4 separate regions of the Mus musculus genome follow, and regions 1, 2 and 4 are each linked to region 3. The links are chromatin loops, found by intact Hi-C in ENCODE. Cell type or tissue: heart. All regions are shown on one strand.

Evidence for each region. A loop is a pair of places that touch in the nucleus more often than their neighbours do. Peaks named below come from ENCODE experiments on the same cell type or tissue, not always from the same donor. Only the 100,000 strongest peaks of a DNase experiment are listed, where the experiment ranks them.
Region 1: a loop joins it to region 3, with 2.3 times the contacts of the local background. A loop is called at or near these places in 2 of 42 quality-filtered maps.
Region 2: a loop joins it to region 3, with 7 times the contacts of the local background. A loop is called at or near these places in 19 of 42 quality-filtered maps.
Region 4: it touches region 3 in a loop (2.8-fold over the local background); 13 of 42 quality-filtered maps call a loop at or near these places.

What each region holds. Positions count from the first base shown.
Region 1 is chr14:67,268,744-67,276,743 of GRCm38, forward strand. All of the region lies in intron 6 of Ebf2 (early B cell factor 2), which reads left to right. Among named protein-coding and RNA genes, the nearest start is that of Gm52149, 7.9 kb to the left of the region's middle. In heart, a CTCF peak has its summit at 3,680; DNase peaks (open chromatin) are centred at 3,578, 5,958 and 6,788; H3K4me3 peaks cover 881 bases; H3K27ac peaks cover 1,860 bases.
Region 2 is chr14:67,208,959-67,216,958 of GRCm38, forward strand. It overlaps Gm30806 (a long non-coding RNA gene), which reads left to right. Exons shown (of 4, transcript XR_001781308.1): 4 at 31-145. Among named protein-coding and RNA genes, the nearest start is that of Gm30806, 11 kb to the left of the region's middle. In heart, a CTCF peak has its summit at 1,147 (motif pointing right); a DNase peak (open chromatin) is centred at 3,083; H3K27me3 peaks cover 458 bases.
Region 3 is chr14:67,616,727-67,624,726 of GRCm38, forward strand. No RefSeq gene overlaps it. Among named protein-coding and RNA genes, the nearest start is that of Gm24981, 54 kb to the left of the region's middle. In heart, a CTCF peak has its summit at 4,255; DNase peaks (open chromatin) are centred at 4,405, 4,935, 6,385 and 7,315.
Region 4 is chr14:67,366,896-67,374,895 of GRCm38, forward strand. Ebf2 (early B cell factor 2) reads left to right here. Exons shown (of 16, transcript NM_001360202.1): 7 at 4,798-4,879. The region is part of intron 3 of 4930438E09Rik (RIKEN cDNA 4930438E09 gene); the gene reads right to left. Among named protein-coding and RNA genes, the nearest start is that of 4930438E09Rik, 27 kb to the right of the region's middle. In heart, CTCF peaks have their summits at 1,132 (motif pointing right) and 4,453 (motif pointing right); a DNase peak (open chromatin) is centred at 5,406; H3K4me3 peaks cover 865 bases; H3K27ac peaks cover 567 bases.

The sequences.
Region 1 (8,000 bases), 350 kb before region 3:
AGAAAAATGAAATACAGGTATCTTGTACATGCACACTGTGACTGCAGTGGTACAAGCGAGCCGGACATCTCATTAGTTACTGTGTGTTTACCATGTAACAGGGACAGTATGTTATGCTGTGATATACTAGCCCTGTGTCTTTTGGGTCTTTGTTTCAAGATCACTTCAGTGTTGTACCTACTAATCCAGCACTTTCCAATCCTCTTCCTGACTTAATGATTTCAACACTTGAAAGTTTATTTTTTTAATTGTGTATGAATGTGTCTGTATGGTATGTGGGTATATGCGTGTGCATACAGTGCCCTCAGAGGCCGGAGGCAGTGAATCGTCAGGAGGTTCTAAGTCACCAGAGATGGGTATGGGAACTGAATTTAGGTCCTCTGGAAGAAAAGTAGTGCTTTTAACCAATGAATCTTCTCTCTGGTCTTTCTAGCTTTTTGTTTTGTTTTGTTTTGTTTTGTTTTGTTTTGAGACAAGGTTCTACTGTACAGGTCTGTCTGGCCCGGAACTCAATATATAGATTAGGCTGGCCTCAAACTTACAAAGGTTCTACATCCTGAGTGTCTGCCTCAGACTTTAAAATATCAACAACTAATATGCTTACTATTTTACTAACTTACCCATTGTCTGTTTTCTCTCCCTGACTCTTACTACTACTAAGCTATGGGGTGGGGCACAGATAGCAACACAGTAACTTTGGCTTAGCCTTGACATCTTGAACAGTGGTTCTCAACCTGTGGGTCTCGACCCCCCCCAAAGAAAACACAAATATTTACATTATGATTTCTATAACAGTAGCAAATTTACTGTTATGAAGTAGCAATGAAAATAATTTTTATGCTTGGTCACCACAGCATGAGGAACTGTAGTAAAAACTCACAGCTTTAGGAAGGTTGAGAACCGCTGAGGCAGGATAATGTCTTTCCCACAGCGTAGGTATCAGTGGTCACTTGCACAATGAGTAAATGACAGAGCGCCAGTACCATGGAGCGCTGTTTCTCTGCAAAGGCTGGAGACACGCACACACGCACACACACACACACACACACACACACACACACACACACACACACAGAGCCTACTGTAGTGAGGAGGCAAGGGTGTCTCCTCTCATCTGTCGCGTCAGCAGCAGCAGCACTTGCCAGGAATCTGGAAAGCACCCCAAATGTGGAAAATATCCCAAAGGCATAGTGCACACAGGGACATAGGTCAGGAAGAGGGAGGGTAGCTATGTCCATTGGTAGAAATGTCACAGCCTTGTCTTCTGACTTTTGGAGCATGCTTCATCTTCATCTTGGTAGAGTTCAACTGGGAATGGAAACATAGTAGGAAAAGGGGGCTTGTGTCATATGAGATGCCCAGAGAGAATGTGTGGTGAGGAGAGGAGAGGGGGAGGGGGAGGGGGAAGGGAGAAGGGGGAGGGGGAGAGGGAGGAGGGGGAGGAGAGGGAGAGGGAGGAGGAGGAGGAGGGAAGGGGAGAGAGGGAGAGAGAGAAAGAGGAAGAGGGAGAGGAAGAAGAGATGGAGAGAATGGGGAGAGGGAGGAGGAGAGGGAGAGAGGGAGACAGACAGACAGACAGACAGACAGACAGACAGACAGACAGAATAAGCAGAATAAGTACCAAACATCTTGCTGTTTTGGGAACAGTTTTATGTAGCTCAGGCTAGCCTCAGTACTCACTATGTAGCCAAGGATGACCTTGAACTTTTCTAATTCTCCTGTCTCTACTTCTTGAGTATTGACATTGCCAGCAAACCCCAGCATACCTGGTTTATGCGCTGTTGGGGACAGAGGGACAGAGGGCTCCATACAAACTAAGCTAGCACTCTGCCAGCTGGGCCACATCCCCAGCCTCCAGACTTTCAATTTAAGGTTAGGGAAAGTTCCTTAGCTGATTTTCAGTTGGTTACCTTTGGCTACATTTTTCTTTGTATTGCTTTAAATCTCATTTTATTTTACATTAAAATATACTTACTGTAATATTCCTAGTAAAATCGATGTCAACATTAGCACTCATATTTATGTCTGTCGAAAATGGGGCAGCCTTCCTTGGAAAGGAAGTTTGGGGAGTCTACCTATGGCTTCTCTTCCTTCCACACCAACCCCTGCCCCACATTTAATTTCAAGTACAAAATTAAAGCTCCAATCCTTTAACTAGTATCAGTGACCCAGGACCTCTCACATGTTTGCAAAGATGTGGACGAAGTAGAAAAATAAACAGGAACGAGTTCCCTGCTCAGCCCTGGAGTCTGGCTTGCTAAGGTGAGGAAGTTGCTATCCTTGCTTGCCCTGTTCCTGAGGTTGTAGCTCCCTGGGGTTCGGTTCCCTTTGCATAGTTCCCACAGTAAGGTGAGAGAGAGTAGCCCCCGAGGACCGGGCTTTGAGATGACCCTTGTCCAGCCATGTGTTTATCATTGTTGTAAAAAAAAAAAAAAACCAAAACCAAAACTAAAAAACAAACAAATTTTGGGCTACCTACATGTCCCAGATAGAGGATAACATAGAACTTCAAGAAAGAAAGGAAAAAAAAGGCAAAACCAAATATCCAAACTCTAAACAAGTGTTCTTCCTTCTTGAAAGTTGCTACCTTGCTGAGAGGAGCCTACTATGGCAGGACACAAACTGAGCTTGGTTCTGCCAGGAGTCCTTTGAGCCAATGGTAGCTGTTCCATGAGTTCTCATGTTTCCGTTCCTTAAAGACTTGCTGGGAGGCTGAGCCTTGTGTTAGTGGCCATCTCTGCCTTAGGCATTGCTGCATGTGACATCAATCAAAGGAGTATCAGATCATTTGTTTATTTACTACCTATTTATTCGCTTTCACCAGTGTTTACTTATTAATAGTTATTATTGCCAATGTTCAAGAATTCAAATGGTGAGAAGTGATCTGAAGAGATTATTTATGAAAAATGTTAGTATAGATAAGGGCAGCATTTAAAGTCTGTCTATATTTCCTTCCTTCCTTCCTTCCTTCCTTCCTTCCTTCCTTCCTTCCTTCCTTCCTTCCTTCCTTCCTTCCTTCCTTCCGTGTGAACTCACATGAATGAGCTCACATGAATACATATACAAGACACACAGAAAACAAGGCTGACAGACAATTGTATGCACGAACTGGTAGGCATGGGGAAGTTTCTTGAATAGACAGGTAAAGAGCTGCTCACTGATGCCTACTTGAGCCCACAACTGGATGTTTCTGAAATCTCCGCCGGCATCAGAGAACAGTGCTGTGCCCTCGGATCCAGAGAAGGCATTCCAAGATGTCATAAATAAATAAATAGCATTTGCCGTTGTTTATAAATCAATTAATTTGTAAGTTGAAAGGTCATGCAAAATATTTAGAGCTCTCAGAGGCAGCTCTCACACTCCACCTCCTCGGCCCCCAGCAGCAGCTGTCAGAATCCTGTACCCCTCTCCTGCACTCAGTCCCACATCGCTGGGTATTTTCTGCTGGGAACGGGTGACCGCTTGATTAGTCGCTACTGGGTTTTGTTCAAGGGAGGGCTCTGCATGGTTGCTTTTTAACACCTTCTCCTCTAAGCAGGAGGCCAGCACAGGGTGCTAAATTCCTGTCTGTGGCTGTCTGCGAAATAAATCTGTGTTGTGCCGTTCCAAGCTGTCAGCAGTGGTTCGCCCTGATGGGCCCCTGAAAGAAGTTTCCTTTTGGTCTGTGAAACAGTGAGCAGCCACTAGGGAGCTGTCTTTAGCTCAGATTTCAGAGTTAGCTCATTAGACCAATAACAGTGGGCAACTCTCTTAAACACAGTCACAAAGTTATATTTGAAGAAGTGGGAAACTCACCGCAGCCATACAGTGCCAATATTTGCTTTCTCTTCCCCAACAGCCTCCATTGGCGACAGGAGGGCCTCATGACCTCAGGCTCCTTTTTCTTCTGGGTTTCCCCACTTTTTTTTCCTCCCTGATGTCCAGCCTATCTCTTAGACACGTTTATTTGTAAAAATAAAGTCTCTTCCCATCCTGGCTGGGCAGTATCTCTGATCCATTTTCTCCATTTCTCCTTAATGGGAGTCTCAGCCAACAGTCTCTGTAGCCGAGGGCGTCCAGTGAGACAATTATTCCATGTTCTGGCTTCTCTCCTTGTTCTTCAAACACATGTTTTCCCCCTTGGCTTAGGAAGTCAGCAGCGTCTACAGCTATTTATGTGAGATTCATGAACTCAGTAACTACATTTCTGAGCGAGGTGTTTCCCTGTAAACTAGTTTGGTTTTCTCCTCCGTACTTAACTTGTTTAGCCCATGGACTTTCAAACGTTTTGGACTGTCTACTCCCTTCTACCCTAGCTGTTCATTATTGGCATCATCACTAGATTGTACATGATACCCCATGGATATTATGTTTGTGAAGAATCTCGGAAACTTTCATTTAGGGGGCAGTGAGCCTCTTACAGATTACCAGAGTTGGCAGAGACAGCACCTAGGAGTATCTATATCCAGGAAGCCAGTGTTTTGCACTGCTTGCTCCTGTTCCAGTGATACCCCTCATTGACAAAATTATTTCTGTGTTTAATGCTTCAAAATAAAAAAATTTAAACTCACACACACACACACACGTTTCTGGCTGATGGATACTAAGTACGTGTTTGCTTTATGACTTGGGCGGTTATCTATCACTGTGACATGTGATCTGATTTGCGTCTGGTAATGCTAGTTTTATGGTTCCGAATAGACGTGCCTGAAGAACTCCCTGGTGCTCTCTCTTACGGCACACTGAATCCGTTCATACTTGGCTTCGGCTGGAAGGTGATTCTGTGCTTTGTGGAAAAGCAGCAACAACCACCGCAACAAAACCCCACAAATCGGGGAAATCATGCTGAGCCGCTGTGAAGAGCTCAAGGATCAGAAGAGAAAGAGCAAAATGCCTTTTCCTTCTTTCATGACAAATTCCAACTCCCACTTCATGCGCCCCCCCCACCCCCCCTTTGCTTTCACTCATGGATAACTTAAAAATGGCTCAACTTGAAATTTTCCATGTGTCCAGGCAAAGCCCTGGGGAGTTCTGAGGATATGTAGGCAGGAAGCACTTCAGAGTATGTAAGCAATCCAAAAAACGTTTTCAGTTTTTAAGCATGTTATATTAAAAACAAAACAAAACAAAGCAAAACAAAAACGCACAAGCATTTTGGCGTAAAAGCTTTGGATCTACAACTTCATCTATACTCTGTTATTGTTTTTTATTTTATTTTTTTCACTTTTAATTGATTTTGGGAAGTTGAGAAACTGGACCAAAGCTAGCTAGATTATACTAGAGGTGGTCAATAAACTCTGCATTTCCACACAGAGTAGCTCCCGCCCTCGTTCCGTTTTAGTTTCTGGGAAAACAAATGTCCCAGGATAAGACGAACACAGATGATAAAATGCTGATTTAATATTGATGTTAACATTTCCAATACTTAGGGAAAAATAGCAAGTCTCAAGTTATCTCCAGATTATGCTTTCTTGATTTTTATATAAAATGCTTGTTTATGAATTCATTTATTTGACTGTGTTGCTGGATGGCATGTCGGATGCTGGGCTGTACGCCTCCTGAGGTCTTCGGTGACCTCTGTTCTATCTGACAGTGGCTCCAGCAGACTGGCTTGTTGCTCTCGATCAGCCGTGGGACATACATTTAATGGCTATGGAACTCAACCTTTCCAGATCCTTCTCAGGTGACACATTCACTGTGGTAAAGGTAGAGTTGGCTTTGCAGTATTGCCTGCCGCTCAGATACAGAAAGGGAAGAGGGTAGACGTGGAATCTAGCAACCAGAGGGAGAAAGCCCACGCATGGCCACGCTAGGGCCCTCGTGATTTTCCACAAAGTTCTTGAGCTTATAAACTAGGAGAGGAGAGTGTGTTGTAAATACTACTTGGTAAAAATAGACTCACCCCCGGGTGTCACTTCAGTCCATCTTGTATGCTATTGGTGAAAGCTAATATTGACCTCAAAGATCTCCCAGGCCCTGCTGGTCATGATGATTACATTGGAATTGGGGACAGAGTGTCCCAAGTGCATTCAAATATTAGCCTCTGTGAACAGCCCAAATGTAGGACGTTTGAAACTGTTTCACGTGGAAACTATGCGGCCATATCTTTCTTTGCAGAGAGAACTGCTGAGATATCTGGTAAGACTATATGTGGTTGTGTGGTTGTGTGTGTATGTGTGTGTGTGTGTGTACACACACACACACACACACACACACATACACACACACATATACAGACCTGAGATGTCTATTTTTCATGTTATACAAGGCTGGGCTTGAGTGTTGTCAGAACCTTCTTTCTCCACGGTATGTGTGTGTGCGTATGTACTTGCAAAGCTACAAGAATATGGGAAAGTGATTTTTTTTTTTTTTTTTAGGGATCTGAGATGTGAATGAGATCCAGGGTCTCAGTGCAGTCCTAGTATCCAGCCCAGCTCCCACTCAGTGGCTTCATAGTGTGTTGTCCTGCTGTGTCTTAGGCTTTTCTGGAGTCCCAGGCTCATTTCCTTCTGAATTTGTACTTCTGTTTTGCTTGATTCAGTTGTCGTCCATCTCTTGACACACCTGCTTTGAGTTTATAAACATTTAAAACTTTCTATACGTGAGCTCTGGATCAGAGAGTTTGCAACAGACAGCTCCAAGGAAGTGGAGAGCAAACCATATCCAATGGGATAGGGCCACTGAGGGAAGCAAATGATATCTCTGGTTTCCCATAGGAGCTGATAGGGAAGTGAGTCACATAGGAATGGATAGGGAAGTGAGTCCTTTTTCTGAGCGGAGTCTATAAGAGGCCACAAGGCCCTGGACTTCCTTCAAGGTCACGTGGTGAGTCAAAGCAGAAGACTAGAAACAGCCTGGTGACTTCTCTACTCGTCCTGCCCTGCTCCGTTTGCTCCAATAACACATCAGGACCGAGGCACTGGAGGTGTGGCTCAGCTGAGAGGATACTTACCCAGCATGTGCAGAGCCTTGGCTTCCATCCCCAACAGCAAATAAAACCGAGTGCTAGTGCACACCTGGAAGTTCAAGGTTACTCTACATAGTGAGATCAAGGTCAGCTTGGGCTATGTGAGACTCTATTTCAAAACTAAAACAAACAATAAAATGGAATATTAAGACTTGCGGGAGAAGTGTCTAGATCATAGGCAGGAAAAGGCCACAGATCTCTCTGCTATTGCATACCTGGTGGGGATTATTTTTTTAAGGCAGTTGGTGCCTTTGTGGTATGGTACGTTCTGGAACCTGCTTTTCCATCCCGTCTCAGGAGGGAACAAGTACCTCCTTTAGGATCTCCTTTCATGTTCAGGTGGAGGGACAAGAACATTCTGATGGTAGCAACATCAGATTGGACAGAGAGAAATGCACAGCAAATAGTCTTGTGTTCTTCCCTCTGCAATGCCGTGACCCTCCAAAGGGAATAGAAGTGACTGGTTCTGAGGAGCCATGATGCAAAGATTAGAATGCCCCCAATCTCTTAGACCAGGGGCAGCAGGGACTTGGCGGTATGCCCTGTTCCACAAATGCCAACACCAGCCTTGCTAGTGGGCTTCTGGGTTTTGTGCTTAAAGAATGCCTGCTGAGTACTGCTGCAAGGAGATGGGATCACAGAAAAGGGATGGATTAACCACAAAGTGTAGCCCATAGGGATAGGATACACTTTTATTCAGTTACTTAGAAGAGCCACTGGAAACCATGTCTACAACCCTAGGATGCAGGAGGCCTCGGCAGGAGGGTCATATTTTGAGGCCAGCCTGGACTACTTAGTGAGAACCTGTCTCAATCGAGTGTCACCAAACCATACTAAATTAGAACAATAAAACCTGTCTCTAAGCATGGAAACTATTTGGTAAAAAAGAAAATTATACACAATGTTAATTTCGACAGGTTTGGGTGTCCTTTATCCAACTGCATGGGGCCTAGGAATCCTTCATATTTCAGCGTATTTTAGATCTTGGGATATTTGTGTAGAATGTACTCAGTTGAGTGTTGCTGTTCTGAAAACCTACATTGGGAGATGCTTT
Region 2 (8,000 bases), 410 kb before region 3:
ATGTTTATTGAGTATCTGCTTTGTTTCCAGCTCTGTGGAAAGTCCTGGCTTGCCGGGAGCCATGGTCTCAGCCATGTCCTTGTGGATATTTTCTAGCTTACATAAACAATCCTGAAAGGACATTCCTGGTCATAACAGTAAGAATGTTTATGGGAAAAGAGGACACTGTGACCGTTGGTTCTAGAAGCTGAAGATTGCCACCTGACCTTCAGAGAGTCCCTGGGCTCTTCCCCCCTCCCTTGGAGCCTCCTCTTGCTTATGCTTATATTGCCACTCCAGAATAAAGTTTTCAGAGCTTGATCAGTATGATTGACTTGCTCTCATTCTTCGTGTCTCTTATCTTCTTCTTCTTCTTCTCCTTCTTCTTCTTCTTCCTCTTCTTCTTCTTCTTCTTCTTCTTCTTCTTCTTCTTCTTCTTCTTCTTCTTCTTCTTCTTCTTCTCCTCCTCCTCCTCCTCCTCCTCCCCCTCCCCCTCCCCCTCCCCCTCCTTCTCTTCTCCTTCTCCTTCTCCTTCTCCTTCTCCTTCTCCTCCTCCTCCTCCTCCTCCTCCTCCTCTTCCTCCTTCTCCTTTCTCTCTCTCTCTCTCTCTCTCTCTCTCTCTCTCTCTCCCCTGCCCTGGGTCCCCGCAGATTGTCCCTGCAGGCCCGGGGAACTGGCTGACACTGAAGTAATGGTGACCAGCTCACAGGAAAATACAGATTAACCAATAATTGAAAGTTTTTGGATAATTTCTCTCAAAACATGAGGTCTACAGAAGGAAAGCACTAAAATTAGAAAAGGTTATTGGGTTTCTTGAAACTGTAGACTACATCTATTGATTTTCCTATGTTCAGCACATAGCCCAGTGCCCAGCACCTGGCAAGCATCCCAGAGACTTAGGAAATGAAATGTAGTCAACAAATTTCTGGGTGTGAACATCTTGGAAGACACACCATCTCACCCTGGCCTTTTTTTTAGCGACTACGTTTATTATTCCTCTTAGGAAGAAGGCTAAGAACTGAAGTGTACATTTGAGCACATTTTTCAAGAGAGATATTCCATAACTTTTTTTAAAAAATGATTTATTCTCATTATGTTTAGTGTGTGCTCAGGCAGGTGCACAAGTCACTGTGCACATGAGTGCAATGCTCATGGTGGCCAGAGGGGGGCAGGCAGGGGAATCCCCTGAAAATGGGAACTTTCTACAAAGGTGGTTGTGAGCCACAGGGAACAGGTCGTGTTCTGTTCTCTCCAAGGACAGTTACCCACTTTTAACTGTGGAGTCATCTCTCCAGTTGAGAGGATATGGCTTTTAAATGAAACTCTCAGAAGGCTCTAGAACCAGTTCCCTCACCCTGAAAAAAAGAATTCTGTCTTTATTATGGATACACTTCTGTGAGAAATGCTTGATTCGAAAAACAACAAAAAAACAAAAACAAAAAAATCCCTTTATTCAACTACTCCTTGAGTTGTGAACATCAGAAAAATGGGAACACATTCTTTTATATTGAGAGGTGCCATTTGTTCTTCTCAGAAGCTAAAGGATGTGTTGTCTCTCTTCTCAAGAGCTCAAGGGGTCATGGGTACCAAAGGAACCTCAGCTGGGGTGGGGAAGCTTGCAGTAAAGTCTTCCACCATGATTGACAGCTGGCAGCATCACCTGTCTTCAAGTGTTCAGTCTGCTGCTAGCAGAAGGCTGTGGAGGCTCCCTCTGGGGTGAGAACTGTCCCCGACAGTGGCCAGTTTCTGTATGAACTCTGGGAAAGAGTGTTCTAATAGGTTTGTCCATGAAAGGCCTAGACTGAGGAAATGGATAGATCCCACCATCCCAGCCTATTGGCAGGTATGGAGGTCTGAATGAAAATGGCCCCCAGAGGCTCACATGCTTGAATATTTGGTTTCCAGTTGGTGGAACTCTTTGGGAGTGGCCAGGGGTGTGGCCCTGTCAGAGGACTCGTGTGACTGGAGGACGGGCTTTAAGGTTTCAGGTTTGTCTATACCTCCTGCTTGTGGCTCAGGTGTAAGCTCTGAGCTGTCCCTGCCAGCATTCCTACTTGCCACCATAATGGTCTAACTTTCTGGAACTATAATCCTAGTTAAACGCTTTCTTTTTAAGCCCAACTAAATGCTTTCTTTTATAAGTTGCCTTGGTCATGGTGTCTTATCACAGCTGTAGAAAAGTAACTAATAAAGGATGTGGCAGCAGTGACCTCAGTGAGATGCTTTGAGTGGCCGAGCCATCCTGGTCACACTATAATCCACACACCTCCCTCTTTCTCTCCCTTCTCCTTCTCTCCCTCTGTCTCACTGTCCCTCTCCCAGTGTCCCCCCTCTCTCACAGACACACATGCAGAATCACACACACACACACACACAGAGTCACATACACACAGAGAGCACACATAGATACATACTCAGATATGCACACATACATACATGGCCACATAACACACACATATTCAGAAATGCACAGAGACATACACACACTCAGACATGTACACACACAAACACACACACACACACACACACACACACACACACGCATACATACACAGGAATATATAGATACACAGGACACACACAACATGCACACAGACAAGAAGACATACACAGAGACACACATGAACACACACTGATGCACACACACCCATGCACATACACAAGGAGACATACAAATAGACACGTACAAACACGCATCGGTACACACACCGATACAAATGCACAGCAGCGTCTCACACAAAAAAATGAGCACAGTCAAAATCTGACTTGGAGCTCATAACTGACGTTTTAAGGAGAGAAAATGCTAAAGTCCGCACTTTGTGCCTGCGGTGTCAAAATTATGAAAAGAAACAAACTAGGCATTTCCTGCTCTAGTCAGCTGTTGCCTGTGGGCATCTGCGGGAGAAACTTGGATCAGGCCATCTTGCGGTCAGGTAGAGTTCTGCAGTCTTAGCACCGGGAGTTATGGAAATATCCACTAGATGGCACCCCAGTCCAGGCAAATGGTCCCCAGTCTGGCAATGAGCGAGTTCTGTACGCGTGCCAATAACTATCCTGAAGGCAAATTAACACAAGGCCTATTGACTCTCCACCTAGATCCTTCGGTTGCTAAGAGGATCAGTGTGTTCTCTCAGCCACCCCAGAGCTAGTGCTCTCCCTTTCCAAAGCAGGCGGTGAAAACATATGTGTCCCTGCATTGATATAACAGAACTGTATCCCTAAAAGATGTGCCAGCTCGCTAATGACATCACGCACTCAGGGAAGCGGGTTTTGAACCACGGGCAAGGATTCCTGCCACATCAGTGGGGAGAGATAAGTGCGTCTTAGGATAAGAACAGAGACAGTCCAGCTGCTAAATGGCTGCTGGGGCTCGGTCTGTGTCTGAGCCTCTAATGCCTGGCCCTCAGCACCTCCCAGTCCATCCCTGCCAAGCTGTTCTTCCAGCCACACAGGACTTCACGGCATTCAGCCTGTACCAAGGGCACTGGATTTGCCCTCCCTCCAATTCCTTTACAGTAAACGTTGCATTAATTTTAGGCTTAGAGCTGCAGTTCTCAACCTTCCTAAAGCTGGGATGACAACTCTTTAACACAGTTCCTCATGTTGTGGTGACCCTACATAAAATTATTTTGTTGTTACCTCATAACAGTAATTTTGCTAGTCTTATGAATCATAATGTAAGTATCTGTGTTGTCCTGGTCTGAGGTGACCCCTGGGAAAGAGTTGTTCGGGGTTTCCCAGGGGTCGCGACCCACAGATTGAAAAACTAAGCTAAAGAACAAACACCCTAGAGGGCTCTCTTGTCTGCAAGCCTCACAGAGCCGGGTTCCTACTTTTATTATCATCTCATCCTTGGACACTGGGAAACACTAAAAAATGTGTTGAGGTAGTACTCTGGACACAGAGGCTTCTGTGCTGACTGAAGACCAGACAGAGATCCATCCCTGAGTCTCACACTGTGGCAAGAGAGCTGTCCTCTGACTTCTGCATACTTCCTGGGGTGTGTCTGTGCTGCCACACACATGCACAATAAGATAAATAAATTCATGACAACAACAACAGTAACAATAACAACAATGAAACCCAACCCCCCGCGGGGCAGGCCAGACATGGGCAAGCCCAGTCCCAAGGCCAGGCAGGGGCTGCCCCAAATGCATTGGTTTCGCATTTGCTCCAGACTGTCTGAAGAACCTCCTGGCTTTTACAATTTCAGTGAACGGGTCTGCTCATTCACTATATTGGACATTATAAGCGATGGTCATACAATAGTTAGCACCATCTTTCAGAAGAGGACCAGTGGAGGTAAGATATCTCCTCCTGCCCTCCTTCATCCTGCTCTTCTTCCTCTTCCTCTTTTCATCCTTATAATTTTGGAGGTTACGTTCTTCCTCTAGGCCGTAGAGTCTGTGGCCTAGGCCAGCTTTGAATTCATGATCCTCCTGCCTCAGCATCCTGAGTTCAACTCTTGGGAAGTCCTTGTTACTCACACTAGCCATGTGCTCTGTGTAACTTTACCCAAGCTGTTCTCTGTGTGAGCCCTTAAGGAAGGGCCTCCTCCATTCTCCTGCCCGCCCACTTCCTGAGGGCACACTCAAACTCAGTTTCCTCTGAGCTTTGCTTGCTAGGAAACTTTTTTCTACCCACTCTCCCACACCCTAGAGTGGAAGGCGTCTTTCTTCCAGAAGTGGTCTCACTTGTTTGACTTCCTAAGACTGCATTTCAGCTTGTTTCTTGCTTGATCAAAGGCTTTCATCTCTTCTTCATTATCAGAAGAGCAGACTGAGACCGCTAAATCACGGATTTTAAGTCAGAAGGACACCTTAGAATTTTTGTCTCATTGAAACTCAAATTATGGTGATTTCTAGTGTCAGATACAAGAACACATGGCTTGTTCTGGGATCTACCACTTGGGAAAGTGGTTTCATGAATGTCTTAATCAGTTTTCTGTTTCTGTAACAAAATACTCGAGGCTGGGTTCATCACAAAAAAAGAAGAGGTTTATAGTTCATTATTCAAGAGCTAGGGTACCTGGTCATCAGCTTTCTGCTGGGCTCTGGGGAGAACCTCATGGCAGGGCCATCATAATGACAGGAGTATAGAAGAGTCACATAGTTAGACAAAGAGCTAGAGAGGAGGGGGAGGAGGAGGAGGAGGGAGAAGAGAAGAGGACGAAGAAGAGAAAAAAGAGCCAGTTCTGTTCTTTTGATCACAGCTCTGCGAGAACAACATTAATTTCTTCTAAGGGCAAAACCCACAATCATCTAACCACTGTCCACTGTGGTCTACATCTGAAAGGTCTCCCTACCACCTTAGGGAGCAACTTTGTAGAGTGTGTGGGTGTGAGACATGCATGAGTGTGTGTGGGTGTTTGTGTGTGTGTCTGTGCATGTGTATATGTTAGATTGTGTTTGTTTATATGCATGCATGCGTGGGTGAATGTATGTGTATGTGCATGCATGTGTGGGTGAATGTGTGTATGTGTGTTTATGTGCGTGTATGTTTGTATATGTGCATGCATGGGTGAATGCGTATTTGTGTGTGTGTGTGTGTGTGTGTGTGTGTGTGTGTGTGTGTGTGTGTGTAGAAGCTACACTGAACTACAGCTGGATGACATTGAAGCGAGGGCAAGCTGAGGTGCATGGAAGGGTGACAATGGCAGTGTGGCTCTTTTGGAACTCGAGTAGGAAACCACAGAGGGAGTGGAAGGCTAAGAGGATTTGGTGGAGGAAACGGTGGTTTTTTGTCTGCCTGCTTCATCTTAGCAGAGGGAACAGAATCTCCAGAGGATGTGAAGGGAAGGAGGTGGCATCAGGGAAAGAGCAGTTGGGTGTGGGCAGGGAGCTGACAGCTCATGGTTGCAGGAGCAGTTCATGGTTGCACTGAGTGGGAAGCTGACCTTGGCAGACTGGATGTGGCCATCTTGCCAGAGTCTGGTGCAGGAAGCTGGGATACGAGGTTGGAGGGTACGAAGGCTCTGGGATAGGAAACAGGGTTCAGTTATCTCTGTGCAACAGGAGAAGAAGTTATTCCTAAGAGGTGGGACCAGGTGCCTCAGAGGAGCAGATGGGGTCTGGAAGAGTTTAGCAGCGGAAAGGAAATGGATGGAGGGACTGCCAGACAACAGCGTTCGCTCAGCTGCAGAGAGCTGAACTGGGGACAGACACAGACGGACACAGACAGCCGTGACAGTTCAACAGTGCAGAGAAGAGAAGAAAGAGATCAGTGTGAGCTTCTGGGCTTGGAAGCCATCGACGAAGAAGGGCAGGGAGAATAGGCAAGACGAGTGATGGGCACGAAAGCTACCAGGAGCAAGACAGAGCCTTCACAGAAGCAAACTGGGGACGTGCCCACAGCAGCCTCTATGGTGCCGTGGTTGGGTTCCGACGTTAACATAGGTCAGCATTCCTTGCCCCTAGGGCCAACATGGCGTGGTGATGATCTGATAGAGCTCAGCCGTGGACAGACACAAAGACGTTGGTGGTAAGGAGAAAGATGGAAGACACCAGAGGTGAGGGAGGAGCCAGGCCTGCAGAGCACAGGTGAGCTCCAGTTTGGAAGAATCTCAGAATTATTTTTGGGCGAGCGTGTAGTATCTGAGTTGGCCTGACATGCCCTGTAATGAAGCCAAAGAAAATAGTATTTTCTTTGTCTTTCTTTTCCTTTTCTTTTGAGATAGGCTGGACTCAAAATTGTAATGCTCTCTTGCCTCAACTTTTCTAGCACTGAGACAATAGTGCTAGAGACCCTGTTTTCCTTTATAAAAGTTGTATTTATCATTTATTTATGTGTGCATGTGTAAGGGTCTGAGTGTGTGTATCACATATGTGCCAGGACCTGCAGAACACAGAAGGGTTGGATCCCTTGGAACTGGAGTTACAGGCCATTTTGTAAGCTGTCTGATGTGGTTGCTGGGAACTGAACCCCAGCCTTCTGCAAAAGCAACAGGTGCTTCTAGTCTTTGAGTCATTTTTCCAGCACCAATCCACTGTTTTTCATTTCTCTCTGTCTCTGTCTTTGTCTTTGTTTCTGCTTTTATCTCTGTCTGTGTGGCATATGTATATGTATGTATATATATATATATATATATATATATATATATATATATATATATATATATATATATTTGTGTGTGCGTGTGTGTAGGCCAAAAATTAATATTGAGTGTCTTCCTCAGTTGTTCATCTTATTCTTTAAGACAAGGTCTCTCACTGAACCCAGAGCTTACCAATTTGGCTATACTGACTGACCGGGAGCTCCAGGGACTCTCCTGTCAGCACTGGGATAACAAACATAGGCGACTATACCTGCCCTTATACATGGATGCTAAGAACCTGAACTAAGGTTTCTCAGGCTTTTGTGACAGACACTCTAGCATCTGAACTGCATCTCCAAACCCTCTGCGTATTTTTCTTTGACGCAGAGGATCAAACCTAGGATCTCAGGCACGTTGGACAAGAACTCTGCCACTGAGCGAGACACCTGCCCCATGAATATAGTCCTTTAGGGCTCCTGTCATAGGAACAAATACCATCCTGGTGTGGTGTACAGAAGGTCATGTTGATCGTCTCTGTGCAGATGCTGAGAGAGATCAGTGGAATCGAGACAGGGAAGCATTTGTACAGAGTTGGCACTTGGCAGGTGCTCAGTAGACAACGATTTCCTTCTACCACATGTTTAGCATCAGGCTGGGACATGCCCATGCAATTACATGTACTCTGCTTTCCAGTTGGTAAGGGAAGGCAGTGGTCCAGCCCACAGAGAACCGGAGAGAGGCTGGGTTACATCCAATTCTACAGCTCTGTACAGCTGCCCTGGTGACATTTCAAGCTAGATAAGAGGGAGACCCAAGAGACAATAAACATTCATTCTAGAGAGGCCATTAAGGACTCAGAATATCAGAGAGTTGGCGAAGAGGTCCGATTTGAAGTCTACCTCAAAGTGGGGTGGAGATGGACAGAGAGACCTCTGCTGGTGGGAATAAAGCAAAGTGACAGATGGGGAGGCAGAAGAGTCTGGAGAGG
Region 3 (8,000 bases):
AGCAACTAGACAGAAAGATTTACTACGCAGCATTCATTTACTGCTTAATTCAAAGCACGGCCACGTCTGTCCCCTGAGCACTGGGCTAATTGGGACTTTACCATAGACAAGGCCCTGTGCTGTTTCTGTCAACATCTTGGGAGAACTAGCAGGACATAGAGATAAAGGATACAGCCTTACATCCAGCATCCGGGGAGCAGGGGTGAAGGGGCTGGGGGTGGAAAATGCTTCCTTTTCCAATCTGAGAAGGGGTTGAGGGAGAAGCCTGTGACAACAAGAATGGTGAAGGAAGTCACTTTCTCCCATCTTCCTTTAATTTACTGCCCTCAGACTTGTAACCCGCACTCAGGAATGGAATGCTGAGGTCTGTCTCTGGTTTCCACTCTGCCCCTGCCTTGCTGTGTAACTTTCAATTAAATACTTGCTTGATGTCTTCTTCATATTCTCTGGTAGTTTCAGTACCCAGATGATGGTGGACTCCTTGGAAGACAAATGTACCCTACTGTCAGCTAGCTATTATTTTATTTCTACCTTCTAAAGGGAGAGCTTAAATTGTTCATGGGAAATAAGCTGGCTTTCTTTTTCTTTTGGTTAAACTCAGTAATGAAGCACGGGCCGTAAGTGTTTTCAAGCTCCTTGGATATAGAGGTTATATAAATACAAAGCAATATTATTGAAATGAAACTTCTTCAGGGCGTTTGCCAAGGGACCTGGTGTTAGGAATATTTTACATGAGAAGATTAAATGAGGAAGTGTCTAATGAAGTCTTGCTGCCGGCAGCTCCATCAGGGCCCGTTCTCGGTCCCGCTGGGGAGCACAGTGATTTAGAAGAACAACCACAGAGTGGCTAGCTTGAAGAAGAGTCTAAGAACCATTTTACAGCCTGCCAATGTGGTTCTGAGGCTTTAGACACTCCCCAAACTCATTGCACTAAAAATGATCGAAAATGGAGCCCAAGAATCGGTCAGGATGAGGGTACCTTAAATGTATTCCAGTTAGAAAAACAGAAAACAACAACAACAACAACAAAAAAAAAAAACCTGACCCCTTCAGATCGTCTACCAGGTAAATCCCTCTAGCTTTGAGAAGCTGGAGCCCATCGTTTAAGAAAACATTCTTGGGCTGGGACTTTAGAGCTCGGCCCATGAAGTGCTTGCCTAGCATGCACAGGGGCCTGGGGTTGACCTCCAGTGCTGCAGTCACCAGGCATGGTAATGCACGTCTGCAATCCCAGTACCCTGGAAGCAAAAGCAAAAGGTTCAGAAGTTCAAGGTCATCATCCTCAACTATATAGTAAGTTAGCAGCCGGCCTGGATATATGAGACCCTGTCTCAAGGTGGGAGGGGGGAGATAAGGGGGAAGAGAAGGAAGAGAGGAAGAGAGGAAAAGGGGGGAAGAGGAGGAGGAGGAGGAGAGGAAGGGGAAGAAGAGGAAGAGGAAGAAGAAGAAGAAGAAGAAGAAGAAGAAGAAGAAGAAATAATAATAATAATAATAATAATAATAATAATCCTTGTAGTATGTTGCCTAGTTGCCTAGTCTCCTGAAGATACCTTACATGCACAAACTACAGGGAGAGGAGAGTAGTGAGCTGCGACCAGGATCAAAGTCAAGGGCTTGCTGCAGTCCTGGAAAGGTAGAAAGGAGTTCCAATTCTCCTACTCCATCCCTCTACCCTGGAATCTTCTCACACACTGCCATGGATGCAAAGGACATTATGACATGTCTCTGATGCTGAGCTATGGTGTTGCTTTATAAAGGGAGGCAGAGGATAATGACAATGCTAAAAGGTAAAAATAAATATTTACTAAAGCAGCTTATGGATACCTGAGCCTGTAAATTATGCAGAAACGATCGTTGAACTGTGTGAAATAGACACTAGGCTTAGAGTCTCGAGGCCTTTCTTTTTTTTTATTGGATATTTTCTTTATTTACATTTCAAATGTTATCCCCTTTCCTGGTATCCCTCTTTCCCAGAAACACCCTAACACATCCTCCCTCCCCTTGCTTCTATGAGGGTGTTCCTCCACCCACCCACCCACTTCCACCTCCCTGCCCTTGATTCCCCTATACTGGGGCATCTATATGCAAGTGTGACTCTGGTTAAGTCACCTTGCACTTTCTGAAATATCTGCACTTGGAGAGTCAGAAATGTGAGCCGAGCCCTCCTGACAGGGTAGTAGTTGCCTGGGTCAGACAGGCATAGTGATGCTTGGGACTGTGCCATGTCCTATACCGGCGTACAGTGTTATCTTTTCTGGGTACCGAAGCAAAAGCTCAAATCGCTCATTAGACAAACGAGAAGCCGAAAATGGGCTCAGAAACAGCTCGTGTCCCCAACGCTGCCATCCGGGAACTGTTTTCAAACGCAATAAATGAGTGTGGAATGGCTTTAAATATACAAGCAGTTTCTTATTTAATCCAAAGATAGCCCTGAATTCTGTCTTCTCTCCTGAGAAGTTCCCTCTCTTGTCTTTTCAATATGCTCTTGGCCCCGAAGTATCTTCTTTTGTTTGGCTTGTTATATAAGGTTATGTAAATACGAACTGATACTACTTGATTCAATTCAAAAGACATCCCCAGAGAAGTCCACTCCTCAGTTCTGACTTCTTTGGACCTCCCAGTTGTATCTTCTGAAGTCTCCCACTGCAGTATTCAGGGTCTTTGTCTTTCTTCCTCCTGGTTCTGCCAGGACTGCTTCCTAGGCCAGACAGGCTCTGCGCTGGCCTGGACCCCTCTGTAGAGCCTCGGGCCACAGGCGTGAACAGTCATCAGCTGATCCTGGGTGAAGTGGTTTTGGAATCCTGTACAGCCCTGCTCCAACTCTCAGCTAGGCAGAGACGAGAGGAGGTGTTTGGGGATTTCTAAGTCCTCAAAGAGACTTCCCGGGCTACATATCCATCAGCCACAAGGATTTCCTCTCAAGGGTCAGCCCAAGGACCTCTGAACTTACCAATGGTTATCATCTAGCTCTGCCCGTGCCCTGCACTCAACTAGGGATTGAGGGTACTCAAGCAGGGAGCCAAGCAGATGGCCCTGGACCTGAGGTTCTGGGCTTCTAGCCAGGGTGGGTGACCTTCATCGTGACTTTCTGTCATCTTCCAGCCCCACCCTTCTTTCTCCTCTTCTTTCTGGTCTCCTTGTTCCCCCGAGTTCTCTTTCCCCTTCTCTCCCTCATGCCAGGCAAGTTTGCAACAGGCTGCTCTTTGCACAGTGAACTCAAAGGGCACTCTTGGCTCTTCTGGTAGCATTATGGCTACGACAGAAGTCCCGTTTCCTGGTCTCTCTTCTTTGCTCCATATCTCCTCACCAATCGTTTGAACTTTTAAACAGTGTCAACTGCTGAGTCCTGGAGAGCACCAGCTTTCCCAGGCTATGGTGTTGAGTGGATATGGCAGGTTTCTTCTCCCATTGTGTGGAAAGCCACGTGAGCACCGCTGTTCCTCCCTTCCACTGCCCAGCCCCATCAACATCATGCTCTCCTCTGGTTGCTCAGACCAGTCAGTGACTTGCTCCGAGTGGGAGACTCAGCATGAAATCTGACCAAAGCCAAGTCTTACTGTTGCCTTCAATTTCATACCCAGCTAGTGCAGCTACTGAGGGTGGGGGTGGGGTATTTTCAAAGCAATACATATCATTAAAAGAAAGAAGAGGAAATTTGGCTTTGTGGTTTTCTTGGGAAACACAATACAGTGCTGTCATCCTTTGGTATCCACAGAAACTGATCCCTGGACACCCAAACACCCAAATCTGTTGATGCTGAAATTCCTCTATAAAATGGTGTAGCATCTGTGCATCACCTCTGTGCAACCTTCATGTAGAGTAACGCATCTCCAGATTATTTCTAACACCTACCAACACAATGGAAATGTTATGCAAGTAGCTATGGTCCCATGCTCTTTAGGCAAAGATGACAAGGTAAAAAAAAAATCTGTATGTGTTGAGCATATATACAGATTTTTTTTAATAGTCCCAATCTTCTGCTGGCTGGATATGAGGATGTGGAACCTATGAATTCAATGCACCAGTCATATGTGTCAAGCTCATTGTCCTGATAAATAAATTAAAAAAATACAAGCATGTTGAATATGAAACATAGGCTAACTTTGCAAAAGGAGAACTGAGGCAAGAATCAGTTCTTCTTGGGCAAAATTCTTAGTATTGTTCCACTAGAAAGATTCATTCCCCTTCAGCAAGAGGGAAAGATATTCCAACTACAGAGACCAAGGCATAGATAGCTCTCTGTTGCCATCCAGTGGGGCAGAGCTGTAAGTTAGCAAGATTCTTGGCTGAGCCGATCCAGTGCATAGAATCCCAATTTGCATAAAATCATGCTATCTCCTCCAAAGAATGAGTAAAGCTTCCAGAATGCACCACCTCCAGCCCTCCCACCTCCCTCATTAGCTGCTTTTGTTTGTCTTTGAGATAAAGGGATCTTGGCTGGCCTCTCCTTGTTGACTGAAAAATTCAGTGCTCAAAAAGAACAGCTTTTGTGGTACTTGGGCCAAACCTACAGTTCCCTAATTGGTTTAAAAGATGGGAAAACAGGGTGTGGAGAGAATAAATGTGAACCAGAGAAACAGAGAGAGAGTACACAGTGCTGGCGGGTAAGTGCCAAGTGGTAAATAAGTCCTTTTTATAGACTCATTTGGCCTCGGCTCTGCAAAGGCTTCCGTAATTGAGGGAGGAAGCAGACTTAAGGGCAGTCTTGAGTGACAGTCAATTCTTTCTAAGATCTGTGGCTGATTTGTAAAGAGATAACAGGGGCTCTCCTGTGTCCTTGAAGTCTAAGGGTTAGTTAACAGGAGGAAGCATTTAGATCCAATTATCCTGGAATTTTCCTTAAGAACACACTGGGCTTTCATTCAATGGGCTCGTGTCTGGGTTTCTTGCTCTGATCAACCCAAACAAGGCCAGTGGTCAGGTTGGTCACCAGTGGTCAGATGTCAATGACACAGACCACATGGCACTGTGGTGAGTCTAGGACACACTACAGGCAGCTTCAGACTGTGAAGCCCTGATGGGCTGATTGTATGGGAGTCCACAGGCATCCAGGTCAAGTATCTCTAAAACTGAGGTTTGCCTGCCCCGGAAAGTTAAATGGACTATCAGATGTCTCAGATGTCAAAACTGAACATATCAGAATGCCAATAAGCTAACCTGTGCTGTCTGGACATCTTGCAAACTCTGTCCTCTGTACAGCCCCTCGGGTAACACAGCATGTGTGTGTTCCTTCTGCGTGAACTGGCTGCTCTCTGACTCAGAAGAAAAGCCACAGCAAAACCTGGGAAGAGAAGCCACCCTCCACAAGCAAACAGACGCCCCCTCTCTCAGCACAAGCCCGAGTCCATTTGCAACAATCAGGAAAGCTATGACAAGAGTGGAGATTGCATTACATCTGCAACCACAATCGTATATATTACACATCTTGGGTGCTTTCTTATTTCACTTATCACTTAGTGATAAAGATGACTAACAGATATTAAAGTTATTAGTTTGTAATTCATCTTCATTGTTTTTTAACTCAACTTTTTCTCTTTTGGGCTCTGCATCAGTGTATTTGAGGAGTATCCAGAGATTGCATGATGAGCTATTTATTTTAAATCATTACCATTTGCAAATGCTTATCTGTAGAAATCAGAATGTGCTCAGTTCTCTTCTGCTAGGGCAAAACATAAAACTGGGTGAGGTGGTGCACTCGTCTAATCCCGGGGCTTGGGAGGGGAGGATCAGGGGTTGGAAGTCATCCTCCACTCCAAAGCAGGTTCAAGGCCAGCCTAGGTTACACAGGTCCCTGTTTCAAAAACTGAAAGACGGTCCTACACTAATAAATCCAGAATAAATATCATATATTTATCATATATAATGATAGTGATGTCATATATAAGATATTGATATTGTATCATCTATATATGATATTATATATATGGTTACTATTATCATATCATGGTATTTATAGTATATATAATATATCACATACTATGTGATATATTACATATTGTATTATATATATCATATATATGATATATATGATATAATATACATGTATATATAATATTATAACCATAAATGTTTAACACTGGATTTTAAAAAACATAATAGTGGTCTTCTATTGACTAAAAAGGCAAATGAGCATAATTTTTGTAGGTTATCATGGACTAAAATATGTCTCTCCAAAGCTTGAGCTCTCAGTAACTCATAACCTAATTACATTGAGTGAGAAAAGGTGGGCTAAAATTGAAAAAAGGCTGGAGGAACCTGGTCCCACTTGAGTGGTATCCTTCTTAAAAAAACCATGAGGACACAGACATGATGGCCACATGAAGACCAGGAAGGGAAGGTGACCACCTACAAGCCAAATCCTAAGGCCGCCAAAGAAAACAGCCCCGCTGGCAGCAGCCTGGTATCAGACTCACAGCCTCCAGAACACACGAACACAAACATCATCAGTGGAAGACGCCCAGCGTGTGGTGTTTGGTTATTACATCCTGAGAAACTGAATCCAGAGTCCAGATCAGTTAGATCTGAAATTTCCCACCGTACCACATCCTGCCTTCCCAGCCTTAGCTTTCTGTTGTATTTTGATTTTAGTAGCTTATCAAGATATTAATTCACACAGCACAAAATTTGCTTGCTGTGGGCGTATAGTTTAATGATTTCAGTATATCTGCAGAGCATTGTACAATCCTGACCACAATACCACCTAATCTTGAAGTGGACACTTAAGGCCTCCAGGCCTCAGCTTGTCGTCTATGAAATGGGGCTGATACCTTCCACGTGCATTTGTTTAGATGGTTGAAGGATGTAGCAGAAGTCACATGTGTCTGTGTCTTTCTTTCTTTATCATTCTTCGGGCTCGGAGTCCTTTGAGGCTAATGCTAAGTCTCAAATCTTTAATGAATGTAATGATTGGCTCTCCAGTCAAGGCTCCAGTCTTTGCAAAACTTGACATACACACCCACCCCTGCACCACCCCCACCCCATGGCCCCTTCCTTCCTACTTTCTGCTCCATTCCTGAGGTTTCAGCTTCGGCTTTGGATCCCCACCTGACGTTTTTCCTACGTAGCAGATGGCTGGCATGATCCAGCTTCCTAGCATGCTTGTCCTATGTAATCCCCACCCTCTTGAATGTGCTGGCTGCACCTAGTGACTCCCTTCTAATACATGGAATCCAGGAGAAGTGACCAGATGCCATTGCTGAGATTAGGTGACAGGAGACCAGTGGCTTTCCTGCTCACTTATTCGCTCTGAGGGAAGCCAGCTGCCACATTAGGTCCTGTCCTCAAGAGAGCCAAGCAGCAAGGCTTCTCAACAGCAGCAGCTTGGGTGAGCTTGGTCACAGGAACCTCCCCAGTGGACCACAGACATACACCTCAATTGGAGCCAGCTTGAGACTCAAGCCAGAGGCCACAGTTAAGCTATCTGTGGACTGTTGAGTCCTAGACTGTGAGTCACGGGCTGCTGAGTAGAGATTTGTTACACAGCAATAGATAACCTGCACCTACCCCACAGTCTAGAATAAAAAGAACTGAAGCCAGACTGGCCAGTCCTTGCACAGTTCAGAGCCCAGCACCTTGTCAATGGTCGAGAAACTCCCCAAACCTAGCCTGTGAGAATTTCCTACCATTTTTGTCTCCTTAGAAGGGCTTACTACCTTCCAGACCCTGGAATTCAGTTCAGGCTACATCATGACCTCAGCTCTTTGAAGGCCCAGATGAGTCACGATTCTGGGGATGACCCCAATTTTGCACAGCATTACCATAAAGGCAGTGTTCTCTTATGGGTTTCTGACTCTTAAATGGAAATGAAACTTTGGACTAGGTTTGTACTCTCCTCTGTGTGTGTGTGTGTGTGTGTGTGTGTGTGTGTGTGTGTGTGTGTACATTCATGGGGGTATAACTCTGCATTTGAGTGAGTGCAGCCAGATTTTGACATTGTGTATCTTCCTCAGTGTGTGTGTGTGTGTGTACACTTGTGGGTGTGTAGCTCTGTATTTGAGTGC
Region 4 (8,000 bases), 250 kb before region 3:
GCCTGCTTTTGTGGCTATGCAGTAGGTATAGCATCATTGCGCTTGGCCTTTTGAGCACGTGTGGCATTATCTTGTCTATAGCATATGAGACATGGTTATGTCATGACAGAATCTGAGAACATACAAAGTTAGACTTTCCTGTTTGAAGGGAGTCAGGAATGAAGCTTCAAAGGGAGTTATTTTACATGAGGCATAGTTCTGTGTGATGACAGCTGTTACTCATGTGCATCTCCTTGGTGTGCACAGCTGTACATGGTTTTTCCTGAGTCTTCTGTGATGGGTGACTGACAAGGCTTGGTATTAGAAAATTTAAAGAAAGAATTAGATCTTAGATTTTAAAATTGGAGGTACACTGAACAGTCTCTTCCATAAACCCCGAGAGGCAGGACAGTGCCTGGGATCCTCAAATATGAGCTCAGAGTCCTGGAGTCTGAAAAGGATGCCCAATAGTTGTCTTCCCTGTGATTTTGTGGTGCATCTGCCTCAACCATTAGGCATTAGCTTTGACCTCTGTTGTACAATAGTTTGAAATTCAATTTCTATTCAAGATGGGTCAAGGCAAGTTTAAGCCATCTGAGAATGTCATCGTGTTCTTAAACAATGCAGAATATCCCAATATCCCAGAGATTGGGAAGGAGAAGGCATATTTCCTTGAATACCATGTAATAAGCTTTGATCTTATTTGGACTCATGTCTAGATGTTTCTAGAATCATTTGAGACCCTGGAGTAAAAGCACATTCTGAGTAGTTTGGTTGTGTGCTTCACAAGGTCAAGACCTTTGCTGCTGTGTGTGACCTTTGGTGGCATCCAGAACACACTTAATCAACGAGACAAGAAACAGAACCAGCAGAGGTTTTCAAAGTCAAGGGTGTTTTCCTTGGTGACCATCTTTGGCCTAATGTTTTCTTCTTGGGTATAGTGTACCTTCATGGGAGGGTACCAGATTCCTCCTTCCTCATTACCCTGTTCATTTATTTATTCTCCTCCCCCCCTTAAGTAGATGGCCTTCTAGAGAGAGAAAATTTGCTTTATTGAGATGTAATTTACCTATTATGATGCTGACCCTTTGAAATTTTTTTTTTAAAGTATTTGCTGGTGATGATGGAGCCATCACCACTGTGTAAGGAACAGAGAGCACCAGATGGCGCTGGTTGCCAGAGAGAACCAGGTTCCAATTTTATGTCCACACTGATCCCTGATAGTTTCCTCAAATACCTGGGGCCTTCCTTTCTGTGACTCATGAGATGATTCTTCTCGGAGAGAATTGTTTTGAGACTTAAAATGATGCCCTGTATACCAAGTACAATATAGTATCTCTTTCTCTATGGCCTCACTTTTTTTGGGTATCAATTACCCATGATCAGTTGTGGCCCCAAAAATATGAAATGGAAAATTCCAGACACGGACAACTCATGGATTTTAAATTTCTCTACATCACAGTGGACTTTAATGACTGTTTTATTTCTTTTCTTTTGTTATCAGTATTTTCTTACCTCAAAGCGGCTCTTTCTGGAAGGCTCTCACTTCTGCCCTTTATTTAATTTTCCCTATCATAGAACATGGATATTGCAATGAACACCAGATTAATCCAGTTAAACATTTCCTTAAACAGTCAGAGAAACTAAGGCCCAGGAAAGGCGGGAGGGGTCTAGTCACAAGGTCAAGGCTAGCTCAATTCTAGCACGTATTTGTTAGAGTGGAGCAAAGCCTTCTGGGACAGGGCACTGCCCCAGTGATCTAGGAATCCGGCTGGAATGCCAGGCTCTGGAGTCCACTCATTGACCCCACATCTCCTAACCTCTTTCTGCAAAAGCAAGGCTACCCTTGCTGTTGTTTGGGTTCACTAGTTAGGAATGTAGTCAGAAGGCTGGCAAACTGCAGCATGCTAAGTGCTTATAATATTCATGAAGTCACTGTTGTTTAGAAAAAGTGGAAACCACTCCCATTCTGAGGAGAATCAGCACATTTGGTCTGAATCTTGGAATTTGTGGGGGGGGGTTCTGTTTCTGAATAGAGAGGGCTGACATTCTCCAGGCACCTCTGGTTTTGGAGGGATCAAGACTCAGGGGATTCTGAGAGAATCTGTTCCTTGCAAGTTACTCTGTGGCTAATGAATGATATGGATCATGAAGAGTTTTGCACCAAGCGATTGGGAAAAGGGTGTGTGTGTGCATGTGTGTGTATCTGTATGTGTGCACATGTGGTCTATGTGTGTGTGTGTGTGAGAGAGAGAGAGAGAGAGAGAGAGAGTGAGAGAGAGAATGTGGTATGTGTGTGTGTGCATCTCTGTGTGTATACATGTGGTATGTGCGCGCGCACGCATGTGTATGTGTGTTTATGTATGACAGAAGTCATCAGTAAAATATTGAGAGAAGATTTGACCATGTTTGTAAGCCTTAGAATTTCTTTTAATTAATTTTTAAATTCACATATAAAAACATCCACAGCAGCACTTCCAGTGTTATCCATTTAGCAGTTATATATTTAATAATGTAACATTTCCCCATCCCCCCACTCCTCTCTTCCACTGCTTCTTTCTCCCCCTTTGTGAGCCAAATGCTACATCCTTGGTATGCAGGGGTCTGCTATATAGGTTACAAACAGCCCTCAGACAAGCAAGAGAATCAAAATTGGGTGTTTTCCGTCCGAAGAACTGTTTAGGGTTCTAATTTAAAATGAATAAAGCCTTTCACCAGGCAGAGTGTTTCCCTAAATCAACTGGATTTTATGTAAACATTTATCTCTTTCACACTTTTCCACCTACCACACCGTCCCCGTAGTAATGGCTCGGTGAACATTAATGCTTTCACCAGATCTTATTTTGGAACAGGAGTGGGGGAGGAGAGGGAAGTGCGCACGGGGCACGCAGAACACATTTTCTGGAGCCCAGTTGTTGAAAAGGCAAAACTTCAAAAACCAAGGAGCAAATGAGAAGATGCACTCAACCTGGCTTTGACATGGGGAAAAATGTAAATGACCTCTGGCAGGTGTGTGTGTTGGGGAGCAGATATGGTGTGGGGTAGCTGTGGGCGTCTTGTTTGGAAAGAGGCTCCAGCGAGCAAGGCAAGACCATAGTAGATCCTCGGAAGCAGCTCTGAGGGTTTGTGAGTGCTCATGGCTGGTGACTATAAGGGATGCATTTCTCCACCCAGAACAAAAATGCTTGCTTTCAGTCTCGACTTAAACAAAAGCCTGCCTCCCTCCTAAGCCCACCCAAGTGAGCCCAAGCAGACATCCCCTGCACTCCTGAAAGCTGGGGCAGGTTATAAGCGGTCCATCCTGTGCACAGCAATGAACTGATTTCTTTGCGTGGTCCTTCTGGAGAATTTTGATCAACACCCCCTCACCGCCATGACACAGAAAGTCATGTCTGACCTCCCACATACCCCATACAAGATAGCCCTAGAGACAAGCCCAAACCAGATGTTAAATAATGGAAAAAATTTAACCGTCATTTCCAAATTTGAATCCAACCTTATTCATAGATAGGGTTGGGAGTGTGTTGCCCAGTGTTTTTAGCAGAGATTAAGAGATCAACTCTCCCCCTCGGTCTGTTACCTTACTGGCATCTTCTCATTGGCTTTGTGTGTGTGTGTGAAACATACAGTTAATTGGAGTGCTTTCAAATTCTTTTGTGTGGTTGTTTTTTTTTTTTTTAAGCAAAAAACAAAACAACAAAACAGGCAGAAGGTCATGTCAAGAGCCTCTCACCAACCCGTGCTTTTAAAACAGAATTTTCTTAAGACTGGTTCATTTCTACTTATTTTTATTGGTAAATCCTGGGGAAAATGTATATCTTTTCCTTTAAAGTTCTAATTCAAGGCGTAGATGCGAGAGTTCTGAAGGGACCTTGGGACTGCGGTAAAATTTCGTTGTCATAGTAACAGAAAGGGAAATAGGCCTAGCTCACCTGGGACTTCAGCACTGCAAAAGCTGGATTTTTTTTTTAAAGGACTCTGCAAGTGAAATAAATGAAAAACTTATTTATTTTGAAACAAAAAAATTTTAAAATAGGAATGAAGCAAATTCCTGCAAAGGTTCCTTTTGCCATATTTCTTGATTGGTGCAACTGTGTGGCTCGAGCGAGATGCCCAGTTTTGCAATGACACAGATCATTTAATGGAATATGGGCTTCAAAAAAGAAAAATCATGTCTTACAAACAATAACCACAGATTGTGATTTGAGTTAGTCTGGATCGTCTCTGGAGGGACTGAGGGGCCGTTTCCTATTTGCTATTAATCATGAATGCCTGGGGTATCCTGGCCCGGTGGACTTGAGCTTTAGATAATTATATAGTATTTTATTATTTCTGCACATGTCGTGGGAAACTCTGAGACCACCTTTAGGTGTGAGCATAAAGGTATTGTGTGGCCAACCAAAGGTACAGACACGAGGAATGTCATAGGTTCTGAGCCTTGTCCTGTCATTTTTAACCCAGAGTGATACTTTCTGTCCAGCAGGGGCCACTGCTGTATTCAGAGGCCTCTTTTGCAGACTGAAGGTGGGTGGGTGTGCGGACCAGAGCCCAGATTGGGAACCGCTTAACAACCCCCCACCGTGATGGAGCAAGGGGGCTCTGAGCTTGCCATCGAAAACATTCAAATTTGCAAATTACAGAGGGTCAGCAATGTTCCTCTCCCAGGCATGGCTGGTTGAAATTCCCCAGACCTGAAACACAATCACCTATTTTTTTTTTCCTCCTCAAATCAAATCTAATAGAACACAGATAGAGTCTCTCGTTTAAAAATGTTTACTGGAAAAAAAAAAAAACTAACACATTGCTTTCTCTTCACAGATTCTTTTTAAAATTTTTCCTGAAGTGCAATCAGAATTGTTTGAAAACAGCGGGAAACCCAAGGGACATGAGGCGGTTCCAGGTAAGGGGCCCTGAGGATCACACCTATTAAATAAGTCACCCTGTTCTCTCTCTCTCTCTCTCTCTCTCTCTCTCCCTCCCTCCCTCCCTCCCTCCCTCCCTCCCTCCCCCAATCCATCCCTCCTTGATAGCGTTAAGGATACAAAAGATAACATGGTAACCTCCCTCTACCAGGATGGAGGCTTTTTTTTTCATTTTGTAGTGTTTAGGGTTTTTTGCCTCTCCTGGCAGAGCCTCATGGGAGAGGCACCAGCCCGGGCCAGAGATTTGATTTCCAGCCCTCAGGCTGCCCCTCGCGCTCACAGCTGCCCGCAGCAGGGGCCATGTTCTTGCTACTCAGCCACCTTGGGATTTTTCAAAGCTGCTTCTCTATGTGTTTTCTGCAAGCCACAGCCCTGTCCTTCTTTTTCCACCGGTTAACTATTCGGTGATCTCTCAGCCTGTTGGAAAGTAGCAACCCAAGCAGCCATGGTCACTTTAAGAATGCAGCATGACAACAAGACCCTGGGGATGGTGACCCAGCTGCCTGACAGTGAAATCTGCCTCCGATTTCATCACCTCTGCCACTGATCGGGTTGAGGAGACAGCTAATAAACAGAGCTGGAGCAGAGTGTTTGGTTAGAGTTGGGAGCAAGTGCAGCTGCTTGGCTCCCTTTCTGACGATCAGAAGGACTGTATTTAACTCAACTCATGGCTCTTCTGCCATCCTTGCCTGCCATACATGTGGAGCTCTCTAGAGTTCCCTATAGAGAATCCGAATGTATTAAAGCATGGCGCCGGAGCACGTGACTCAATGGGGTGGAAAAAAAAAAACAAAAACCCAGAGCTGGCTAGACTAGTGCCTCAAGAGAGAGAAGGTTCTAGATGATGCGGAAACTTGACCCTGCTCCAAGAAAGAAGGTATTATAACCAGGAGGACTGGTCACAGACCCTCCCGAGATTGTGGGTGCGCAAGCGCCAAAGCTTCTGGGTTTGTGTTTTGTGATAGCCTTGAAATGGGCAATTGTGTGATATCTGTTTACTTCATGCTGGACCCCAGCAGTTATGACCATTCCCGCCTGTACTTGGGAGAGTGTCTATGGTGAAGCCAAATGTCAAAAGGGTGTTGGAGTACAGAAATGCTGAAGAACTAACAGGAGCCCTTGGTGTGGCTCAGGGAGAGAGTGTTTGCTTGGCGAGGGGAGTTCTGGGTTCAACCCCTCAGTACTGAGAAGAGAAGAAAGTAAATAAAAGAGAAGGGAACAGAGGGAGGGATAAGAGAAGTCAAACAAAAAGAAAAAGTCCTGAGGAGTGCTGGGTACTCAGTAGGCCAGGGCAAATGCATCTAAAAGCGTCCATCCTGCAGTCACCGCGCTGCAAACCGCAGCATGGGTATCCAGTTATTGTGCCATGACCAACACATTTTATTTATTTATTATGCTTACCCTATCTATCTATCTATCTATCTATCTATCTATCTATCTATCTATCTATCTCTGGTTTTTTGAGACTGTTTCTCTATGTTGCTTTGGCTGTCCTTGAACTTGCTCTGTAGACCAGGCTGGCTTCAAACTCAGAGATCTGCCTACCTCTGCCTCACCGAGGACTGGTATTAAATCTGCACTACCACTGCCTGGCCCAACACACACACACACACACACACACACACACACACACACACACACACAGTTGTCATGATAATATTTAATGCTGTCTGCTTCTCTCCACTTCTCACTCTGACTTCTCTGCTGAGTCATAGGAAGACAAGCAGAAATGCAGTCCGACTTCTTGGGGATCTGCAGAAAGGCCCCAGCTCTGGAAATTTACCATACCCAGGGTTCCAAATGTTACTACAAAGTTAAATAAATTTTTTTTTCTAAAGAAAAGTGCATAGTAACAGAGTCTCATATTGCCACCAGGAGTAAATATTTGCTACACTGCTGGAAGAAACACAGGCTAGAGAAACAGAAGCAGGCAGCTTCGATCCTCAGGCTATCTTATGCTGCTGCACCGGGCAGCGTTTTTCATTTGAAGAGCCTCTAAGAACTGGGATGTGCATGTACTGGACCCTTCTGATTTTTCACTGCCACCCCCAATTTAGAAATGTCCTGAGCTGGGCATGGTGGCACCCACCTTTAATCCCAGCACTAGAGAGGCAGAGGCAGGCGGATTTCTGAGTTCGAGGCCAGCCTGGTCTACAAAGTGAGTTCCAGGACAGCCAGGGCTACAGGGCTATACAGAGAAACTCTGTCTCGAAAAACAAAAAGAAAAAAGAAAAAGAAAAAAAGCAAAAGAAAAGAAATGTCCTCCTGAGGCAAACACACGCCAGTGTTGCTTGTTTCTGCAGGTCTTTGCTATGTGAGCGTTACTCTGCTAATGTGCTTTTCTGGCTTAGAGTTAACAGTGCTGACTTCAGAGCCACCAGAGCTCCTCAGCCTTTCAGGGTGTGGTTTAGCTTCCTCATTCATGGATGAACAGAAAAGCTCTCAAGTTTCAGGACCCTGTTATCTCCAGGGCGGACATAACCACACTTGTCCATTTTATTTCACATTCTAAATTTACATTATAAGGTGATGTTCACGTACAACACACATCTCCATCGTGAGTACATTAGTGAGTGAGTGCCGGTGACTTTAACACATTGGCAGCGTTGTGTGACTATCACTTCTGATTCCAGAACATTCTTTACACCTTGCGAATTACTCTGGGCTCCCCACTTTCCGTTTCTTTTCAGTTACCTGAAATCACTGATCTGCTCTTTGGCCTTTATGAGCTTATTCCATATAAATCTACAGAAGTCATAAAAATCAAATCTCTCAATATCTCAGGGGTCTGTCACGTAGCATAGTGTTTTCAAGGTTGGTAAGGTTCTTTTTTATAGCTGAATACTATTCCACTGTCTGTGTAGATCTCATTTTGCTTACCCATTATGTTGTTAACTAATATTTGTGTTTTATGCCTTTAAAGTTTCTGTGATATTGAGTTGTTTTTGGAACATATGTTTCAGTTCTCTTGGGGACAGAGCTAGGAGTAGCATTTCTGGATCACAGGGTAGGTCTATCTTTAACTTTTTGAGAAACTGCCAAATTCTTTTTCACAGTGGCTGCACCAGTTTGGATTCCTAGCAGTCATGTGTGAAGACA